Linked DNA regions of Homo sapiens: region 2 is linked to region 1. The links are chromatin loops, found by intact Hi-C in ENCODE. Cell type or tissue: heart left ventricle. All regions are shown on one strand. Region 1 overlaps LINC02809 (long intergenic non-protein coding RNA 2809). Region 2 overlaps SNAP47 (synaptosome associated protein 47).

Region 1 (5,000 bases):
AGGGATAGTATAGGGGGGATAGTGTAGCGGGATGGTATAGGGGGAGAGTGTAAGGGATAGTGTAGGGGTGATAGTGTAGGGGGAATAGTGTAGGGAGATGGTATAGAGGGATAGTGTAGGGGGTAGTGTAGGGGAATAATGTAGGGTGAAGAGTGTAGGGGGATAGTGTAGGGCAATAGTGTAGGGTGATATTGCCAGGGCGATAGTGTAGGGTATCATGTAGGGGATGCTGTAGGGGGGATAGTGTAGGGTAATAGTGTAGGGGGATAGTGCAGGAGGATAGTGTAGGGGATAGTGGAGAGAAATAGTGTAGGGAGGATAGTGTAGGGGAGTAGTGTAGGGGAATAATGTAGGGGGGATAGTGTAGGGGTGATAGTGTAGGAGGGATAGTTTTGGGGATAGTATGGGGTAGAGTGTAGGGTAATATTGCAGGGGTGATAGTGTAGGGGACAGTGTAGGGCAATAGTGTAGGGGGATAGTGTAGGGCAATAGTGTAGGAGGATAGTTTGGGGGGATAGTGCAGGGGGATAGTGTAGGTGGATGGTGTTGAGGGGATAGTGTAGGGGGATAGTGCAGGGGTATAATGTAGGGGTATAGTGTAGGTGGATAATATTGGGGGACAGTTTAGGGGGAGAGTGTAGGGTGACATTGCAGGGGTGATAGTGTAGAGGGATAGTGTAGAAGGATAGAGTACGGGGGATAGTGTAGGCAGGAGAGTATAGGGGCATAGTGTAGGGGAGATAGTGTAGGGCAATAGCGTAGGGTGATATTGCCCAGGCTATAGTATAGGGGGTGCTGTAGAGGGATAGTGTAGGGGAGGAAAGTGTAGGGGGGATGGTGTAGAGCGATAGTATAGGTGATAGTATAAAGGGATAGTGTAGTGGGGATAGTGTAGGGGAACAGTGCAGGGGGGATACTGTACAGGGATAGTATGGGGGAGAGTGTAGGTGGATAGTGAAGGCGGATAGTGTGGGGCATAGTGCAGGTAGATAGTGTAGGACAATAGTGTAGGTGATAGTGTAGAGGGATAGTGTAGTGGGGATAGTGGAAGGGAATAGTGTAGGTGGATAGTGAAGGGGAATAGTGTGGGGCATAGTGTAGAGGGATAGTGTAGGGGATAGTGCAGGGGTCACAGTGCTGTTGGGGTGCCAAGGCACCGTGCTCAGTGTCCATGATGGTTTGTGTGCTTTGTGTCTGGAGCATCACGTGGGGACCCTGCAGACACAGAGTCCTGGTCACCCTCCCTGTTTCTGTGTCACTTGGCCTGCCTCAGGTGGAGGGTCAGAGGTCAGTGTGTTCCCCGTTAGTGTGGGCACTTTCCTGGGCTGTGCCTAACCATAGGTGGCTCTGCTCAGGCCATCCTGGCCCAGTGCTGCCTAAAGGTGTGCAGCTGGCCACCACCCACTCTGAATTGCTTCTTTGCAGGCCAGTCCAGGGTCAGGAAGGAGGTCTGGCGTCTGCCTCTGTCCCCTCTTCTGCTGCCTGGGACTGATAAGCAGCCTCCACCTTTATGGCATGAATCCCACCCCGGCCCCTTGGACATCGTGGCCTGCCGTGTAGCACAAGGGGCTTCCTCGGGCTTCCACACCACCAGCCTGGTGTGATGCCTGGCTCCCAGGCTCCAAGCCATGTGCCTAGTCAGCAAATGGGGCCCCTTGACTAGCCCCCAGCATGGCTGCTGTCTGCACCTGCAAGTCCATTGCACCAGTGCATCAGTTGTTTAGATCTTTCCCAGCTGTTGCCAAGGGTTCATCTCTCTCCTGGATCACAAGCACCCCTGTGTGCCAGGTGCACAGGACCTCCTCCCACCACCTGCCTACTTTGGCTCTGTGGGGGCCTCCGGGCCTGGACCACAGCGCTGGGAGACCCGGATGGGTGCCCAGGCTCTGGGCGGGTGGCTGTCCTGTGGGCCACGGTGACACTCTGTCACCTCCTCGTCTATCATCTCCTCCCATTGGGGCAGAAGGGGGCCTGGCACTCGCTGACTGCTTGAGTTCTTCTTTCTCCCCCTTCTCCTCCAACCACTGTCTCCCTCACTGCGGCCAAGCCCCCGGGCATACGCTGAGAGGGCAGTGTGACAGCCCTCCCCTGCCCTTCGTGCCAGCCTCCCTCACGGGGCCACCCACCCTCTGCATGTTCCTGTGGCACCCAGAACCTTCCACGGCAGCCCTGGCTACTCCCTGCCTCCTGAGAAAGGGGTCTCCCGGGTGTAGGTGTGTAGCTGGGCCTGCAGGTGATGGGCAGAGGAGCTGGAGAGGGCAGGGTCACCGCGCAGTCGCCTGGGAGCCGTGGGCAGCACCCAGACCCCCAGGGTAGGAGTTAGGAGCTGAAACAAGTAGGCCGGGGCAGGCCGGGGTGCTCTGGTGTCCCACAGCCAGCCTTGCCCTCCCATGGTGGGGCATTGGGGCCCATCAGTTCAGGGTATCCAGGAGAGTCTCCTTTTCATTAAGGCCAGAGGGGGCACTCACTGAAGGACCCAACAATGAGCACGGTCCCCCGCCCAGGCTGGCTGCAGGCTGCAGTGACAGGCATGGGGGCTGGAGGCCCCTGGGGCATGGTTCTGCCCACCCCGGTAGCCCAGGCCTTGGGCACAGGCAGGCGGATGCTGGCAGCAGATGCTAGGAAGACAACAATGTCTTCAGCTGGGCTTTTTAATTAACCTCAGCCGGCCCCTCCTGAAGGGCCCCAATTAAGTGAAGAATGCATGGCAGAGTGGGGTCATGCTCCGGGCGGGTTTTAATTAAAGCTCCGTGGCCTGGGCAGGAGCGCCCCCGCCTGACTGCCTCCTCCCTTGTTCTTGTGCTGGGCGACCACACACCTCCAATGGGTGCTACAGGCCTCTCCTCCTCCCGCCTGTCAGGCCCCAGACCAGGCAGCCCCTCTCTGAGCCACCATCCCGTCCTGGCATAGTCCCACCCACCTGCTGGTTCAAGCATTGGCTGAGCGTCTGTGGTGTGTCCACTGCAAAGGCAGACAGAAATCACACAACTAGTAACCATGTCAGATGTGCACATGCCATGAAGAAAGCAGGTGAGGTGAGGGACAGAGAGGGCTGGGCCACCATGCCCAGGAAAGGAACCTGCAGGAGGCAGGCAGGGAGTGCACCTGGAGGGTGGGCTCTGTGGACAGGAGCAGGGGCCTGGCTGAGCAGCTGAGGGGTCAGCCTGTGGACGCCCGCATGCAAGAATGAGAGGGAAGACAGACATGTCTCCGGAGAAGATCTATAAACAGCAGCAAGCACATGGAAAGACGCTCAAAGTCACGAGTCCTTCAGGACAGGCAAATCAAAACCACCATGAGACACCAGCTCACCCCATCAGGATGGCAGCTATTAGAGAAACAAACAAAAAAAAGTCACTGGATGCAGTGGCTCTCGCCTATAATCCCAGCTACTCAGGAGGCTGAGGTGGGAGGATCGCTTGAGGCCAGGAATTTGAGATCAGCCTGGGCAACATACTGAGACCCAGTCAGTACAAGAAAAAATATATTAATTAGCTGGCATGGTGGTGCGTGCCTACCATCCCAGGTACTCAAGAGGCTGAGGTGGGAGAATTGCTTGAGCCCAGGAGGCGGAGGCTGTAATGAGCCAAAATCACGCCACTGTACTCCAGCCTGGGTGACAGAGCAAGACCCTGTCTCTTAAAAAATTTAAATTATTTTTAAAAGGTTAAAATGGTAAGTCCTATGTTATGGGTATTTTACCACAATTTTTAAAATGAGAAAAATTTGAGGACAGAGGGCTGTGGGTATGGGGGGCTTTCAGCCGCACTCAGCAGAACAGGGGCTGCGTGGGGCTTCTGAGCAGGGACCCACACCAGGGGCCTGGCTCCCCACAAGACCCCCAGCCTCACACAATGGGGTGTGCCCCAGGACCGTGAGCCACGTATTCACGGGTCCCACCAGAAGAGCACATGCGTCCAAGAACAGCAGCTGGGCAGGGGTAGCAGGCAGGCACGTGTGTCCTGCTTTGTTCAGGGCATCTTTGCATTAATCGCCACTGCAGGACCAACATTCTCCACAACTGGCTTCCTTTAGAGACACCTGGCCTTGGGAGCAATGAACGAGGGAAGGGAGGGTCTCCTCCAGGGTCACCATGAGCACTCTCCTCTGCCCAAGCCACGCCCCCTGGCCAGCCCCGACTCTCTCTCTCAAATCTGAGCGCCAAGGACTCCCTCCCCAACGAGCCTTGTGCTGGGGGATCCCCTTGGTTCTTCTGGGGATTCGGGATACAGTGTGCCCAGGAAGGGAGTAGTCTGATCCTAGCAACCAGAGTCACCGTGGCAACAGGTGACATCAGAGCCCAGCAGCCCTGAGCCTTACACGGGACCCAACCTGCTGCCCAAACTGACCCATGGGGGAGACACATGTCCGGCTGGACAGGTCAGGTGGCTGCCTGCAGAAAACTCATGACCCTGAGGCCGTGTGGGCAGACACCCTATGCAGGGGTGCAAAGAGGATCATCTGAGGAACCCCAATGCTTTTAGCCCCAGGTATTTGACTCTCCCGGCCTTGGCACCAGACATGAGGGAAGGAGGTATACTGGCATCACAGGGTGGCCACAGCAAGTTACCACAACCTGGGTGGTTCACAACAGCAAGGGAGGTATTTCCTCGCAACTCTGCAGCCAGAAGCCCCACATTGAGGTGTCCCGGGCATGCTCCCTCCAAAGGTTCTGGGGAGGACCCTGCACAGCCTCCTCCAGCTCCTGGTGGCTCAGGTGCCTCAGGCGCATGGCCACACACTCCAGTCTCTGGCCTGTCTTCATGGCTGGTTCCCGATCTGTGCATCTCAGATCCCCCTCCTCTTTCTCTTAGACGATCACCTGTTACGGGTCCAGGGCCCACCCTAATCCAGGATGGCCTGGTCTCGACGTCACTCATTGAGGATGTCTGCCAAGACCCTGGTTCTACAGGAGGTCCTGCTCCAAGGCTCCAGCTGGATGTGAAGGGGGGTGCCCAACCTACCCCACTACAATACCTTCGAGGTAAACCCAGGCACTG
Region 2 (5,000 bases), 320 kb before region 1:
GATCGAGAGTCAGCCACGTGCTGCAGCCTGTGTGAGCCCAGAGCCGCAGGGGAGGCAGCATCCTTGTGGGGTTGCTTGTGTCTCCAGTCCATGGGTGACGGCAGAACGTTACTGTCTCTTCTCCTTCAGAGGCAGAAGAGGCCTGGACCTTGGCGCACACAGACCCAGGAACAGATGAGCAGGGATGTCTGCATCCACACCTGGCCGTGCACCTACTACCTGGAGCCCAAGAGGCGATGGGTTACTGGACAGCTGTCCTTAACATCGCTGTCGCTCAGGTTCATGACTGACAGCACTGGAGAGATTCTGGTCAGCTTCCCCCTCTCCAGCATAGTTGAGATCAAGAAGGAGGCTTCACATTTTATCTTCAGCTCCATCACCATCCTGGAGAAGGGCCATGCCAAGCACTGGTTCAGCTCCCTGCGGCCAAGTCGAAATGTGGTCTTCAGCATCATCGAGCATTTCTGGAGGGAGCTGCTGCTGTCTCAGCCTGGAGCCGTGGCAGACGCATCTGTCCCAAGGACCCGGGGCGAGGAGCTGACGGGACTCATGGCTGGATCCCAGAAACGCCTGGAGGACACGGCGAGGGTCCTGCACCACCAGGGCCAGCAGCTGGACAGCGTCATGAGAGGCCTGGACAAGATGGAGTCAGACCTGGAGGTGGCGGACAGGTGGGCTTGCTGTGTACACTTTGCAAGGCACACACAGAGTAAGATGCACATGTGTGGAGGCTCACAGGCACTGTTCCAGGCCACTGCACCATATTTGCACACATCCAGCATTCTGAGATCCTGGCTGTGCACCTGCTGTACATGCTTAGTGGGTACGCACATTAAGATCCAGCACTCGGAAAGCGAGGCTGTGAATACACGGTACACTCTGCTGGAAACACACCGTGAGATCTGAGTGAGTGCTGGCTCACTGGGTGCCTGGCACCACTGCCGTCCACTGCACCATGCTGAGTCCACACCCAGCAAGCAGAGACTGTGCTGTGACCTCCTGTACACATTCCTCTGTTTCTGGCTCCTATGTGGTGATGGGGACAGGCCCTGGCCTCTGAGGTCACAGAGGATGGAGTGAGGTCTGTCTTGATGACGGCCTCTGTTAGTGAGGTGTCTCCTGTCAGCATCTGTGGCTCCTATGTGGTAATGGGGATGGGCCCTGGCCTCTGAGGTCACAGAGGGTGGAGTGAGGTCTGTCTTGGTGACAGTCTCTGTGAGTGAGGTGTCTCCTGTCAGCATTGGCCATTTGTTCATGAGCTATGTTCTTCTGTTATGTTTCTTAGTATGAAAATCCTAGTGTATGTCCAGAAAATTTCTTCAGTTTGTTTAAGAATGCTTTTCTTTTTCCAAGTCCGATTTTTGCTTTCTGAGTCCTGCTATCTTCTGTTTGGGTACTCCTTTCGTATTTGGCTTTCTTTTAGTGTTGCTATTCTAGTGTGTGTTTCTGGTTTTTATCTTCCTACCATTTATCATTTGTACTTGTAATTTCTTAGAACTCTTTTGTGTTCCTCCAGTTTCCTGGAAAAACCTTCGGGTCTTGCGTCATGGCCCGAGCATCTTCTGTGTTTGGATATTATTAATAGCCTTGTTTTGCTTATGGTTTCTGGGTTTTCAAGGTGCTTGTTTATTGCCTTTTTTGTCGCGGTCGTTTTTCCTAAGATGGTGTGTGTGGGGCTGAGGTATCACCCATGGGCTGTTTACTGGGACCCTCAGTTCCTCGTCCTGGGGTCCTGTCTGGAGCGTGAGTCTTGGGGGGCTGCTTTCTGGCTCAGGTAGAAAGTTTACTCCCTCTGCCCTCAGGTTCCATCCAGTCCCTCTTCTGGGATCCGGGGGTGCCCACTTGGGTGGGTCCATCTGGGAGCCGAGGATCTCCCAGTGCAGTGCCACATGGACTTGTGCCTGCGTGTTGCTGGTTCTTCCTACCTCTGCTGGGAGGGTGCTGGTACTCCCTCCTCATCACCCCATAGGGCTCTGGCACCCTAATTGCATGGTCTCTCAGCATGCCGCTGCTGGCATACTATCCACCTTCCTGGATTTGCCAGTCTGCCCGCTTTTCAGTGTCAGGCTGCCACTATATTTGTCTGTTTCCTTTGTCTTTGGAGAAGTGTGTGTTGAGTTTGCCGTCCTTCTCTATTGCTCTCTACCCCTTTTTTAAGGACACGTCCTTGAGAGCCTGTGTGTGTGTCTGTGTGTGTCTGTGTGTCGTCTGTATGTGTATGTGTGTCTGTGTGTTTCTGTTTGTGTCTGTGTGTATTTGTGTGTGTCATCTGTGTGTGTGTGTTTCAGTACACATAGCTCAGGTTTTTACATGCTTTCAATTACTTTTATTATTTCTTGAAAAGTCATTTTGAAGCGTGTTGTTTCTCGTTTTGTGATTGTTCGGAGGAAAGTGAGAACTTCCTCCTAGCACCCACAGCTGCAGTGGGCAGAACCTCTGTGTCCCTGGAATCCCGCCTTGGCATTGGCCACTGTCCCTCAGCCCTAAGCTGGGGTCATATTGGTGCATCAGTATTGCATGCAGGTTAGTTGGACTGAGGTCACATCTTGTACTTGACTAAGAGGAGATCCTTTCAGTCAGAGCTTTGCTGGCACAAGGCCGGAGCCGGAAGATGACAGAGCCCCCGACAATCCCAGCTCTTCTGTGTAGATGGCAGGTGTGTGTTTTGCCCTAGTCAGAGTCTGCAGGGGGCCAGCAGCTGGAGCCCCACGGACAGTTGCAGGCCGAAGGCCATGACTCTGTTTCTCGGATCAGTTCTTGTTCTTTTAAGGCCTTCAGCAGGTTGCACGGGGCCTGCCCACATTACAGGCCGAGCTGCTTTCCTGGGAGTCCGCCAATTTCTATTTAATCTCATGGACACACACCATCACAGACACGTGCAGAGTAGTGCTTGACGACTGGGCCTTGTGGCCCTGCTATGTGGACACTAATGTGACCATCACAGCCTCCTGGGAGGCACATGCCCTGGCAAGCTGGGACTGGCCCTCTGCCCTCCCGCCTGTGGGGTTCTGGAGCCCTCCCCATGGTGCCTCCGTCCTGGCTTCTCCCTGCCCTGGCTCGCTGCTGAGGGGTGTCCCTGGGCTGGACCCTGACAGTGTCTGCAGGGGGAGGCCTGGGGATATTCGCAGAGGACTGAGCCCTGGCCATAGGCGAGGGTGCTGCGGTCCTGGAGGGGAGGCTGTGGGTGCACAATGTGGCTTTCCCTGCTTCCTGGGGTGTCATCCTCCTCCCAGTCACAGAAAAAACAAATGCCATGGAGAAGGAGCATCTTTTTCTGTGCCCAGCCGAGTTTCTGTGTGGCCACATGGCATCAGTGCCAGCGTTGGGTGCACCCAGAGACTGTGTAGAGGGAGATTGGGAGGAGGCTGCCAAGGCACACGATTATCCATGGCATGGACCCAGAGCCCCCATGTTTGCTATGGACTCCTGCTGGGAAATGAGCCGGGCACCAAGCGATGGGCCTGTCCCTTCTTCTGGAAATGTAGTGGGTGACCCAAAGACTGGCCGAGCCAGAGAAACAAGAGTTCCACCCACAGTGCCGGCATCTGACCCAGCCCCTGGGCCCCTTTAGTGCTCCCTGAACACTGTGGCTTTGATTGTGCGGTGAAGAAGAGCCCGCCCTGTGTCGCCCACTCTCCTGGGACAGGCCGTCCTATGTTCACCTGCGTCGGCCTGCACCGCCACGTCTCTCTCCTGCTCAGCAGCTGTCTCCCAGAGGTAGCCTGCCACCCTGCGCCAGCCCCACCACCTGTCCCACTACCTGTCCTGGCCACCGCAGGCCCCACCGCCGGCCAGGTGCACTCTCAGCTGATCCTCAGCACCCCCATTCTTGTGTGCTGAGGAGCACAGCAGAGTGAGGCCCTGTGCCTGCCTGTATTCATGTCCAGTTCCTTCTTAGTGCTGGTGCTCAGAGTTCTTTCCCGCCAGGCAGGAGGATTGAGGTCGTCAGCCTGGCAGGACTGCAGGTCGCAGTGTCGGAGACCACCTGGCCTTTGCCCACGCCGGTCCCTTCAGGTGCAGGCAGCCTTGGTGCCTTCCCCAGGCCCACAGGCAGGGCGCCCAGCCTCCAGGACATGCAAGAAACAGAACAGACACAAGAAAAAGACAAATCTGACACAGGATTTTGAAAAGCAGGTCAGAAAAACAATGCGAAGGAATGGGGCCAATTACATAAAGACTTGGTTTTTTTTTTTTTTTTTTTTTTTTTTTTTTTTTTTTTGAGACGGAGTCTCGCTCTGTCTCCCAGGCTGGAGTGCAGTGGCGCGATCTCTGCTCACTGCAAACTCCGCCTCCCGGGTTCCTGCCATTCTCCTGCCTCAGCCTCCCAAGTAGCTGGGACTGCAGGTGCCCGCTACCGCGCCTGGCTAATTTTTTTGTATTTTTTAGTAGAGATGGGGTTTCACCGTGTTAACCAGGATGGTTTCAATCTCCTGACCTCGTGATCCACCCGCCTCAGCCTCCCAAAGTGCTGGGATTACAGGCGTGAACCACCGCGCCCGGCCAAGACTTTGTTTTTAAGTATAATTATTTTTTGCAGCTTTATTGAGGTATTGCTGAGAAAACCTGTGTATATTTCAGGCATGTGGCTTGGTGATGCAGTGTTTGTACCCACTGTGAAGTCACCACCACAGTCATACGCACGAACACATCTCTCACCTCACATGCCTGTCATTTTGTTCCCTTTTTCTTTTTTTCCTTGAGAATGTTAAGAACACCTAAGATCTGTGTTCTTGGCAGATTTCAAGTGTACTATTAGTATGGAGAGCTGCAGCTACCATGTCATTACTGCCCAGAGCTCATTCATCCCGTAACTGAAGCTGGTGCCCTTGGCCACTCTCTCCCCGCTTCCCCACCCGCCCCACACCTGCCCTTCTCTCTGTTTCTGTGAGTTTGGCTTCTTTAGGTCCCACATGCGTCATGCAGGGTTTTTCTCTCTATCTGGTGCCTTTCACTCAGCATAATGTGCTCCAGGTCTGTCCATCTTGGTGAAATGGCAGGAT

What was found. A loop is a pair of places that touch in the nucleus more often than their neighbours do. Peaks named below come from ENCODE experiments on the same cell type or tissue, not always from the same donor. Only the 100,000 strongest peaks of a DNase experiment are listed, where the experiment ranks them.
Region 2: it touches region 1 in a loop (2.1-fold over the local background); 20 of 110 quality-filtered maps call a loop at or near these places.

What each region holds. Positions count from the first base shown.
Region 1 is chr1:228,071,274-228,076,273 of GRCh38, forward strand. LINC02809 (long intergenic non-protein coding RNA 2809) reads right to left here. Exons shown (of 1, transcript NR_158166.1): 1 at 2,636-5,000. Among named protein-coding and RNA genes, the nearest start is that of LINC02809, 2.8 kb to the right of the region's middle. RefSeq lists enhancers at 3,622-4,122, 4,123-4,623. In heart left ventricle, a CTCF peak has its summit at 2,765; a DNase peak (open chromatin) is centred at 4,258; H3K27me3 peaks cover 695 bases.
Region 2 is chr1:227,747,563-227,752,562 of GRCh38, forward strand. It overlaps SNAP47 (synaptosome associated protein 47), which reads left to right. Exons shown (of 5, transcript NM_053052.4): 2 at 130-671. The coding sequence starts at 175. Among named protein-coding and RNA genes, the nearest start is that of SNAP47, 15 kb to the left of the region's middle. RefSeq lists an enhancer at 2,442-2,943. In heart left ventricle, no CTCF peak of the experiment used is centred here; DNase peaks (open chromatin) are centred at 2,619, 3,019 and 4,039; H3K27ac peaks cover 4,689 bases.